2 separate regions of the Homo sapiens genome follow, and region 1 is linked to region 2. Evidence: chromatin loops called from intact Hi-C (ENCODE). Cell type or tissue: gastrocnemius medialis. All regions are shown on one strand. Region 1 overlaps IFITM10 (interferon induced transmembrane protein 10). Region 2 overlaps TOLLIP (toll interacting protein).

Region 1 (5,000 bases), 440 kb before region 2:
CTCCTCCCCACCCCGACGCACCGGAAGGAAGGGCTTGGCTCACGTTTAGCCTCATCATCACATTTCCCCAGCCCAGACTTGAGTGGCCAAGGCCAGATGTACTCCACCAATGCAGCTGCCCTGCCGGGTGGGGGAGAAGACAGGGGATGCAGGGAGAGAAGAGGCTGGGCAGAGGCTGGCTGGGAGGAAGGACGCCTGGCCAGCTTCGCCTCTGCTCCATCCTTGAGCTCGAGCCCCACCCCGCCCGGCATCGCAACTGCGGTCGGCGTTCCCCTCCTGCTCCTGACTCATCATGATTGCCAACCCCGGCGTTGCCCACTGGCACGGGCACCTTCAACCTCGGGCCTGCGGATCCATCCCTGGGCTCTGACACAGGGGCCTGTGTGTGAGCCAGCACGTGTCAGTGTATGTGTGTACTCACGTGTAATTGCATAAGTGGGCATGTACTGTGAGTGTAACTATGTGTGCATGTGAATGCATTGTGTGCATGAGTGTGTACATATATTTTTGTGTGTGCATGTGTGTGCATGTGTATGACTGTGTGTAGGCAGGAGTGTATTTGCATGTGTGTACATGTGAATGCATATGTGTGCATGTGTGTAATTACGTGGGTGGGCATGGTGTGTGTAAATGTGTGTGCACAAGTGTGTGAGGGCGTGTGTGCATGTGTGGTGTGTGTACCTGTGTGCATGTGTGTGTAATTGCATGTGTGCATGGTGTGTGTAAATGTGTGTGCACAATGTGTGAGGGTATGTGCATGTGCGCTGTATGTACCTGTGTGCACGTGTGTAATCACACGTGAGTGTGCATGGCACATGTAAATGTGTGTGCACAAGTGTGTGGGGTGTGCCTGTGTACTGTCTGTATGTACCTGAGTGTGCACGTGTGTGTAATCACACATGAGTGTGCATGGCACGTATAAATGTGTGTGCACAAGTGTGTGTGGGGTGTGCCTGTGTACTGTCTGTATGTACCTGAGTGTGCACGTGTGTGTAATCACACGTGAGTGTGCATAGCACGTATAAATGTGTGTGCACGGGTGTGTGAGGGTGTGTGCATGTGTGCTGTGTGTATGTACCTGAGTGTGTGCATGTGTGTGTAATCGCACGAGTGTGCATGGCACGTGTAAATGTGTGTACACAAGTGTGTGAGGGTGTGTGCCTGTGTGTTGTCTGTACCTGCATGTGCATGTGTGTAATCACACGTGTGTGGTTCATGTAAATGTGTGTGCACAAGTGTGTGTGAGTGTGTGCATGTGTGATGTATGTACCTGACTGTGCATGCGTGTGTAATCATACGTGAGTGTGCATGGTACGTGTAAATGTGTGTGCACAAGTGTGTGAGAGCATGTGTGTGTGGTGGTGAGTATTCCTGCGTGTGTGTGTGTGTGTAGAAGCAACAAAGGAAAAGGGCCCCTGGAATTGGAGGTCATGCTTCCGACCAGCTCCAGCTGTGGCTCCCCAGACCAATCCTGAGCAGAAAGCTCCAGTGTTGGGGGGCTGAAGCTGCAGCTGGTGGAGCTCTGCCTCCCCTCTCTCTGTGCCCTGCCAACAGCCTGCGGACATGGGTCTGGCTGCCTGGGCTCCCGTCCGGAAGCTGTCCCTCCTCCCGCTTGGCTCAGGCTGTGGCTGGCCGGCTGGCATGGGGCAGGCCCATCTGGCTCGGGTTGTAGGTAGGTCAGGGATTTCTGGATGGTGCCGGGTTTCTGCAGGGGTTGGGGGTGGTGTGAGGTTGACCCTTCTGAGGGTCAGGGACGGCTCATTACACCTCCTCCCAAGCCTGCTCCTCCTGTGTCCTTCCTGCGGTGGGCGGGGGCAGCCAGGGCAGAGAGGCTTTGGGGCATACCTGGGAGTGGGTGCAAGGTGACCTGTCTCCATCCTGGGCAGAAGGGAGGACGGAACTGGCTGGCTGTGGACCCCACGCCTGGGAATGCATCCATCTGGTCACCCAGCTGCAGGTCTCCTGACCTGCACCCTACACCAAGGACGCGGGGTGGCCCTAGGTTCAGAAGGTCTTGGCTAAAATCCGAGCTCTTGGGACAGACAAGCCATCTTGCCTCACTGAGCCCCTGTTCCCTCATCTGTTCACAAAACAAATAGAAACAAAACAACATTCAAGCCAGCACACGTGAGCAGGGCGGAGGCCCGCATGCAGTGGTATGAACTAGACAGTGTGTCCTTGCCTGCCCCCACGTGTCCATCCACCCGTCCAGCCATCCATCCACCCCCCCCACCCACATGGGCCAATTCGGCTCAACGCAGGCTGGATCTGCAGCGCAGAGATTGAAGCCTTATTTTGCACAGCCTGGTGTCCGGGGAAGGCAGAGATACAAAAAGTCAATTCTCCATTCATGCCGCCTCCACACACTGTCTCCTGATGACCACTGGCTCCCGCGGTCAGCTGGATGATGGCCAAACGTCTCATCTCAGCATCCAAGCTGCCTTTTTAACCCTTCTGGCCTCAGCGGTTCCCCGCCCCGGTCACTCGGCAAATGTGATGTGAGCGATGTGCACATCCTCGGCCTGGAGAGCTTTTGTGAGATCTGGGTCTCTCTTCTGCAAAGCCTCCAGAGACAGTCCTGCCCCAGCCACATCTGCTCACCCCAGCCAATCTGTGCCCAAGGCAGAGCTGGCCAACAGATGGGTCAGGACATGTGGGTCTAATGGGTGGGTGGACAGAGGACACATGGTGAGACGGAAGAAGCACCACAGTGTTTCAGAAAAGGAATACTTCATTCCCAGTTTGGGGTGAGGCTGGAAAACTTCTAGAAGGAGGCAGCAATTTCACTGGGCCTTGAAGCTTGGTGAGGGGAAAGGTGTTTCAGGCGGGGAAAATGGCATAAACTAAGACACGTAGGTGGGGCAGTCTAGGGGGTCGGCAAGGCCCCTGTCCTCAATGGGAGATGGAAGACATTCCTGGAAGAGTGCCTGAGGCAGTGCGGTGAACGGGTTTGAAAACCTCGTGAGGGGCTGGGCTCTCATCTGTAGGAGCCATGGAAAGAGAAGGATATGATCAGGGCCATGAAATCTGCAACCAGTGTAGGGGAAGGAGACAAGACAAGCCTCGAGGCAGAAGGTTCAAGTCCCAGTGTGGTGGTCCAGGTGGGAGAGCTTGCGAGCTGGGGATGGGGGTGGGAGAGGAGGAACAGGTGTGGCTAGGACACAGCAGCTGCTAGATGTGAGCCCAGGAGGCTGTGAGACCTTCCAGTGACAGGGCGGTCAGAAAGAACAGGTTAGGTGGGTGGGTTCTGCGTTGGGTTTTGGATGTACACACTCACCCACTCACTCCTTTCTGAATATCAGCATCACACATTTATCTTTCCCATCCTCCATCCATCTATCATTCATCCATCTTCCATCCATCCATTCTCCATCTGTCCATCCATCCATATGCATCCATCCATCCATCCTCCATTCAGCCATCCTCCATCTGTCCTTCATCTATCCATCCACCCTCCATCCATCCGTCTATCCATCTTCCATCCATTCATCCATCCATCCTCCATCTGTCCATCCTCCATCCATCCATCCATCCATCCATCTTCCGTTTGTCCATTCTTCATCTGTCCATCCATCCATCCTCCATCTGTCCATCCATCCATATCCATTCATCTATTCATCCTCCATCCATCCATCTTCCATTTGTCCATTCTTCATCTGTCCATCCATCCATCTTCCATTTGTCCATTCTTCATCTGTCCATCCATCCATCCTCCATCTGTCCATCCATCCATATCCATCCATCTATTCATCCTCCATCCATCTATCCATCCATCCTCCATCCATCCTCCATCCATCCATCCATCCGCCCTCCATCCATCCTTCATCCATCCATCCATCCACCCTCAATCCATCCATCCATTTATCTTTCATCCATCCATATGTCCATCCATCCATCCATCCTCCATCTGTCCATCCTCCATCCATCTATCCATCCATCCTCCATCCATCTATCCATCCTCCATCTGTCCATCCATCCATCCATCATCTGTTCATCCTCCCTCCGTCCATCCACCCAAACTTATATTCAATCCATCCTCCCACATTTCCTTCAACCCCTCCAAATAGCCACCCAACCTTCCATCCACCTGTGTTCACACATGATCATTCAGGCTCCCCTCCCTGCCCTGCTCTCCCATCCTGTCCCCACCAACCTTATGCATCAACCCACTAAACTATTCATCTAGTCTCACTTTCTCAGTAATTGCCCACTTTCCTTCCAAGCCCTACCTGTCAATAGACCCAATCATCCCTCCATCCTGTGACCTCATGTGGCAACACATCTATTCACCCTTCAAGACATCCACCCGCCCTTCCTCCTGCTGCTCCCCTAGCTGAGTCACACTCACCCATTCACTGAGTGCCTCCTTCATACTCAGCGTGCCTCAGCTCACCCCAACTGTCAGCTCAATCCAGCCACTGTCACTTTCTCTATTCCCTCCTTCCTCATCCACCTTGTCTCTAACCGCTCATGCATAAATTTCTCACGTTCTTCTTTTCCCTCTCATTTTTTTCTTTTCCTTTCTTTTGCCCCACTTTTCGGCCATGCATTCTCCCCTTCTATCCCCTTCATTCTTTCTACCATCCGCCTACGTGCTTTACTAATATAGCTAATCATTCAGCTGTAAAATGTCCATTCTCTCTTGTTTCCTCTCAGGCATGTGTCCACCCACCCCACCACTCATCTCGTTGACCATCTGACCTTCCAGGCACATCCATCCCATCTTTCCTTCCTTGGCTTTATTCAGGTATCCCATTCACCTGCCTCCAAGTTGAGTGGCATGAGCCTGTCCAGCCTGCTCTAATGAATTATCATAGATTAGTTGGTTTATAAACACTGGGTATTTACTTCTCACTGTTCCGGAGGCTCGAAGTCTGAGATCAGGGTGCCAGCATAGTCAGGTTCTGATCAGGACCCTCTTCTGGGTTGCAGGCTGTCAACTTCTGTGTCCTCATTTGCCAGTAGGGCCGAGGGCCTCCCTGGGGCCCCTTTTATAAGGG
Region 2 (5,000 bases):
CCCTGCGCACTGAGGGGTCAGTCAGCTGGGCAGAGGGACCGCCAGGGCCACCCAGGGTCTGTCCTGACTGCCCACGGCCCTGTGTCTCAGCCCTGGTGCGCGTTCCCGCCCTCTTGCACGCCCGGATCTGGATGTGAATCACACAGGTGTGCGGGCATCGGGTGGATGGGCCATTTCTCCTGGGCCAGACTGAGCTCTGACCTGGGTGTGAACCTAGCAGCAGACATCCCCTGTAGGACAGTGGCCTGGAGCAGGCCCCTTGCAGGGCCTTCAAGGCAGGGCCAGCCCCTCAGACACAGCAGGGAGGCTGGTGATGACCTGGGCTCCAGGTTCTCAGCTTCATCTGGACCAACTGTGCTGTTCTATGTGAGTCCTGGGGCCCTGACCGAGTCTGGGGCTCCCTTCCTAGCAGACACTCAGACCTCGCCCAAGAGGCTTTGAGACTGACTTCCGCCCATATCCCTAGATGTTCCTACTACGGGGGATTTATTTCTCTCTGTTTCATTAGCTTCCTCTGTCCCTTTAGCCACGAGCCCAGCCCAGGTCTTCCTGCTGTGGGTCCCAGCTCTGAAAGTCACGTTGAATCATGGCCATGTTAGGAACTGGAGAAACCTAGGGCTCAGGGTACAGAGTTTCACTAGTTGGGCTTCTGTGTTGGGGCCTCCGTGGGCTGGCTTTGTGGCTTCAGGAGTCCTTGACGCTTGTTCTCAATGTGGGGGTGATATTGACCCTGAGAGGGCACAAGGGGTTCTTGGGGGAGGAAACTTCTGGGGTTTGGCGGCCGTGTGTGCCTCCCCAGCACAGCTCCTGGATTTCTTGCTCCTTAGTATTTCATTGTCCCTGGGTTTTCTGGGTGTCCCAGCACATGGATACGGAGTTCTCGGAAGCCCGCGACACATGTGCGATCTCAGACCTGCTGTGAGGTGGGTGGGGAGGGTGGGCAGGCGCCTGCGGATGCCGTTTGTGTGGGATCCTCAGTGCTGGTGTGAGACTCTGGCTTGGAGAATTGAATGAGAATCGTCGACATTTTGTGATTTAATTCCACAGAACGTATTTAGCCCATCGCTAATGATGTCAGTTTGCTGAAAGAATACCAGCCAGCCAGTTAAAAGGTACTTTCTCACATCAAGCAAAAGCTTCAGTTCACTAAGGATATTTTTTATTGTGTTTATATAAGTTGTTTATTTCTACGTGTGATTTGATACATTACAATTTATGTAAATAAATTACACTCAGCGCTGCTCAGCGCATAGTCATGAAGTGCTAGAAGCATTTTAGTTTTTAATTGAACTTCGTTCGACTTAGTTATGCTAACCTGGCGTTAGCGCTGAGACTCGTTGAGCCTTGCTTGCAGTGTTTACATGCCAAGTGCAGGTGCATGCGTGGCACACAGACACAAACAGCACCTCCACAGCCTCGCAGCGTCATGGGGTGGGAACGGTGAGAAGGTTTAAAAAGGCTCCGCAGGGGGCCAGTCATGGAAGTGGCCAGGAAACCCTGGTCTCCTGCCGCCTGCGTGTGGCCAGCCGTGCTTCAGGGGCGACTGTGGTGCGGCTCCTTGGGGTGATGTCTCCTGGCAGGCGTGAGGCCAGGACTGCATGTGTTCAGGACTCCACGTCCTGGGCTGAGCTGGGCTCTTCCGGGGCTCTGTCAAGGCAGAAAGTGTGGCCCAAGGAAGCAGCGGCACTCTCAGTCGGAAACGTATTCCTAACAGGTGTCGGGCAGAAAGTGTGGCCCAAGGAAGCAGCGGCTCTCTCCGTTGGAGACGTGTCACCAACAGGAATATTCACAGTGGGTGTTTAATTTGTGTGCTTAAAAAGAAAAATTAGCTTTGGATTGACTACACACATTGCATGACAAAAAAGAAGAATTAAGACTTTATTTCTGTGCCAAAACTAAAACTTAGACTTGAAGAGAAATTGTTTTAAATAGAAGTGAATGTTGGAGACCTCTTTTCTTTCGTGTGGAAAGGTACGCTGCAGTGGTTTAGAGCTCTGGCGTCAGTGAGGGAGGAATGGTCGTCAGTCACAGGCTTGCGTCGTGATCCTCTGAGAGCGGCACATGGGGGAGGAGAATCAGCAATTCCAAGAAATTTGAAGTTACATTTTAAAACTATATTTAAAACAGACTAATATTTATAAAAGTAGCTTTTATTTTCAGAGAAGATAAAATGCTGTGAGCTCTGTGGGATGAGAGCCCTACCCTGTCCTTTTTATTTTAAAAGTAATTCACGAATGTTTTTAAAAAGTTTCTAAAAATAACTAGCAGGATATAAAAGTATAAATAAATTGAAATAGAATCTTCCCTGCCTGTTTCCCTCGAGTTCCATTCCTGAATGCTCCTCCAGAGTTGGTGTCGACAGAGGCCTCCTTATGGCTCCCTGCAGCAGGTCGTGCCGCACCTCCGCCTCCGCCTCCGTCCCCCGAGTCTCCATGTGTTCGCGGCAGGGACCGCCGGCTCCTGGTGAGGCCGCGTGGCGATGCGCTGGGTGGATGTGCCTGGCTGGTGGACGGGGCGTTTTGACGGCACAGGTGACGCAGCCTCAGGCATCCTGTGCTCACGTGCCCGAGTGAGCATTGACAGGGGACTGGCTCCTGAAGTGGAATTGTTGGCCTTCACACGGGCATTTAGACTTGTTAGTGTTGAACTCAGTATGTGCATCTTGTACATGGAAGCAAAATTCTAGAAAAATATCCATTATGTATCGGGAGTAATCATTTTTGTTTTCATATTTCCAAGCCTTTGAACCAGGGTAAAGCATATATTTTTATGTGACCATTGAAATAGTTCCTCCATCATCATATGGCAAAAATAAATTTTAGGATTAGCACTGAATTTAAAAAATAAATTCAAAATAGACATTTACTGAAGGACCGAGTGTCGTCACTGAAACGATAGGGTTTACTTCAGCACCTGGACTCTCTCCCCTGTGACTCGTGAAGCATGAACTGGTAGCACTCCCTCCTCGTTTGAAGGGCTTTGCTCTAAGTTGAGAAACGAGGGCATTGCAGCAGCAGGCAAGCCGCCTCTCCCTGGTAGGCGGGGCAGCAGGTTGCGTAACCAGTATTTGTACGGGGAGGACTGAAGCCTGGTCTCCGTCTCCTCTCTTGCTCTTCCTGTCTTCAGGTTAAATGGAATATTTTTCTGAAAAACCTTGAATTTTGTAGTGTTCAGTCTTATGACGAATTGAAAAGCTGGCACGAAGAGGTCCTGTGTGTCTCACCCATGTCCCCTGGCCGACGCTCCCCTCCCCGGGAACAGCTCTCACAGCTGTGGCGCTGAGCTGGGGGCATGACTGTTGGCTCCAGGTTTTATTTGGCTGTCCTGGTTTTTCGATGACTGTCCCCTGCTGTCCCAGCACCCTGCCTTGCGTTTAGCCATCATGTCTGCCATCTCCAATCTGGGACCGTCTCTCAGGCTTTCCTTGTGTTTTTGGGACCTTGACGGTTTGAGGACGACTGACTGGTCAGGGATTTTGTCAGATGTCTCTTAATTGGGGTGTGGGTTTTTGGGAAGAAAACCCAGATGTGAGGCGTGTGTCATCTCGGGGAGCTGGACGCGCACCTGCCCCGCCACATGGCGCTGGCTGCGGTCCCCGGGCTGCGTGGGGCTGATGAGCTCCATCCGCAGGGAGCTGCTTCTCCCCTTTTCGTGTTCTATCCACACGGTTTATGTTTAAAAACCCTCTTTTCCTATTTGCCATTTTATGGTTAAATCCTTGTTGAAAAATGACACTTGATCATTAGGCCTTTGGATATAATTTTATTTTCTCCCAGTAATGAGCAGTCCCACTGTCTTTAACGGACACCTAAAGAGTGCAGAGCAAGGAGATGGAGCGCTGGACGCCTTCAAATACCGGGACAACCAGGATCCAGAGCAGCGAGGGACCCACAGTGCTCCCTCAGAGGCCTCTGGACCCCACGCCCACACGTCCCTGTGACCACCCACACCCTCCCCCGACTGGCTTCTCCATGCTGCTGTCTCCGGGACATGAGTCGCCTGTCTGTCCCCCACGTGTGGCCAGGAGGGCATGAGCCACCTGTCTGTCCCCTACGTGTGCCCAGGAGGGCACGAGCCGCCTGTCTGTCTGCCATGTGTGCCCAGGAGATACGGTGCTTTTCCTGCCATGTCCTCAGAGCTGTGCATGTGGCACACAGGAAGCAGTTGTCACAAATAAACAGGAATTTGGCCTGTGTATGTTAGTCCTGAGAACTTGGTTAGCACGAGTCTGTTTCTGCAAGATAACCCGTTCCTGGTGAGCAGACAGAGCTAGTCATAGAGCCTGCTGGCATGGGCTGTGCCAGGGCCCTGTGGGGTTGGCAGGGAAGCACGTCCTGTGTGGCCAGGTGTCCCCCGGGGAGAGAGCTCTGGGCTGTGAATCCTTCTGGGAGGCAGGCGAAGGGCCCTGGCCTTCTGTACCCCAGTGTTTCCTGTGTGCCAACAGGAACAGGTGCTTAGCATCTCGTGCCATGGGGCCTCTCAGCGCCCTCCTGAGCCAGAGCTTGCTGTTGAGCTGTACAGCGCCTCGAGAGAGGCTGCCTGGGGGAGGCTGGCCTGGGACTCCTGGCATGGGCCCACTCCGCTCAGGCACCTCTGCACCCTCCTCGATTGTCCGTAAGGGCAGGGGGTCCCTCCGGGCCCTGGCCTATGCCACACCCTCCGGAGGTGAAGCCGGGGTGCTCTGCTTGTTCTCGCAGTACGGCTTCTCTCACAGGGCAAAGGTCACTCGTGACGTGTCCCAGTCAAAAACGGGGTAAAGTGTGGGGAAACGCACAAAGTGTGTTTTGCTTTTTAGAGAAGAGCGGTTGAGCACACGCCATGCTGGCTGCTCAGGTTGGGGTGCAGCCTGCAGAGAGCTTCCCGAACTTGGGGGTCCTGAGTCCGTAACTGCTCGAAGCGGTGCCTGGATCGTCCGGGTCCCTTCTGTTTACTCACATTGGTTGTGGAGCGCTGACTGGCTTGTGCGCTCCAGGCCTTAGATGGGGACACAGGTGAGGAGC

What was found. Hi-C counts contacts between places; a loop is a spot of excess contacts. Peaks named below come from ENCODE experiments on the same cell type or tissue, not always from the same donor. Only the 100,000 strongest peaks of a DNase experiment are listed, where the experiment ranks them.
Region 1: a loop joins it to region 2, with 4 times the contacts of the local background. A loop is called at or near these places in 1 of 110 quality-filtered maps.

What each region holds. Positions count from the first base shown.
Region 1 is chr11:1,741,871-1,746,870 of GRCh38, reverse strand. The region is part of intron 2 of IFITM10 (interferon induced transmembrane protein 10); the gene reads left to right. Among named protein-coding and RNA genes, the nearest start is that of IFITM10, 6.2 kb to the left of the region's middle. RefSeq lists an enhancer at 2,912-3,270. In gastrocnemius medialis, no CTCF peak of the experiment used is centred here; DNase peaks (open chromatin) are centred at 210, 1,100, 1,664, 2,130 and 1 weaker place; H3K27ac peaks cover 2,201 bases.
Region 2 is chr11:1,297,341-1,302,340 of GRCh38, reverse strand. The region is part of intron 1 of TOLLIP (toll interacting protein); the gene reads left to right. Among named protein-coding and RNA genes, the nearest start is that of TOLLIP, 9.8 kb to the left of the region's middle. RefSeq lists enhancers at 1-438, 2,461-3,192, 3,193-3,924. In gastrocnemius medialis, no CTCF peak of the experiment used is centred here; DNase peaks (open chromatin) are centred at 2,470, 3,000, 4,050, 4,350 and 2 weaker places; H3K4me3 peaks cover 863 bases; H3K27ac peaks cover 3,862 bases.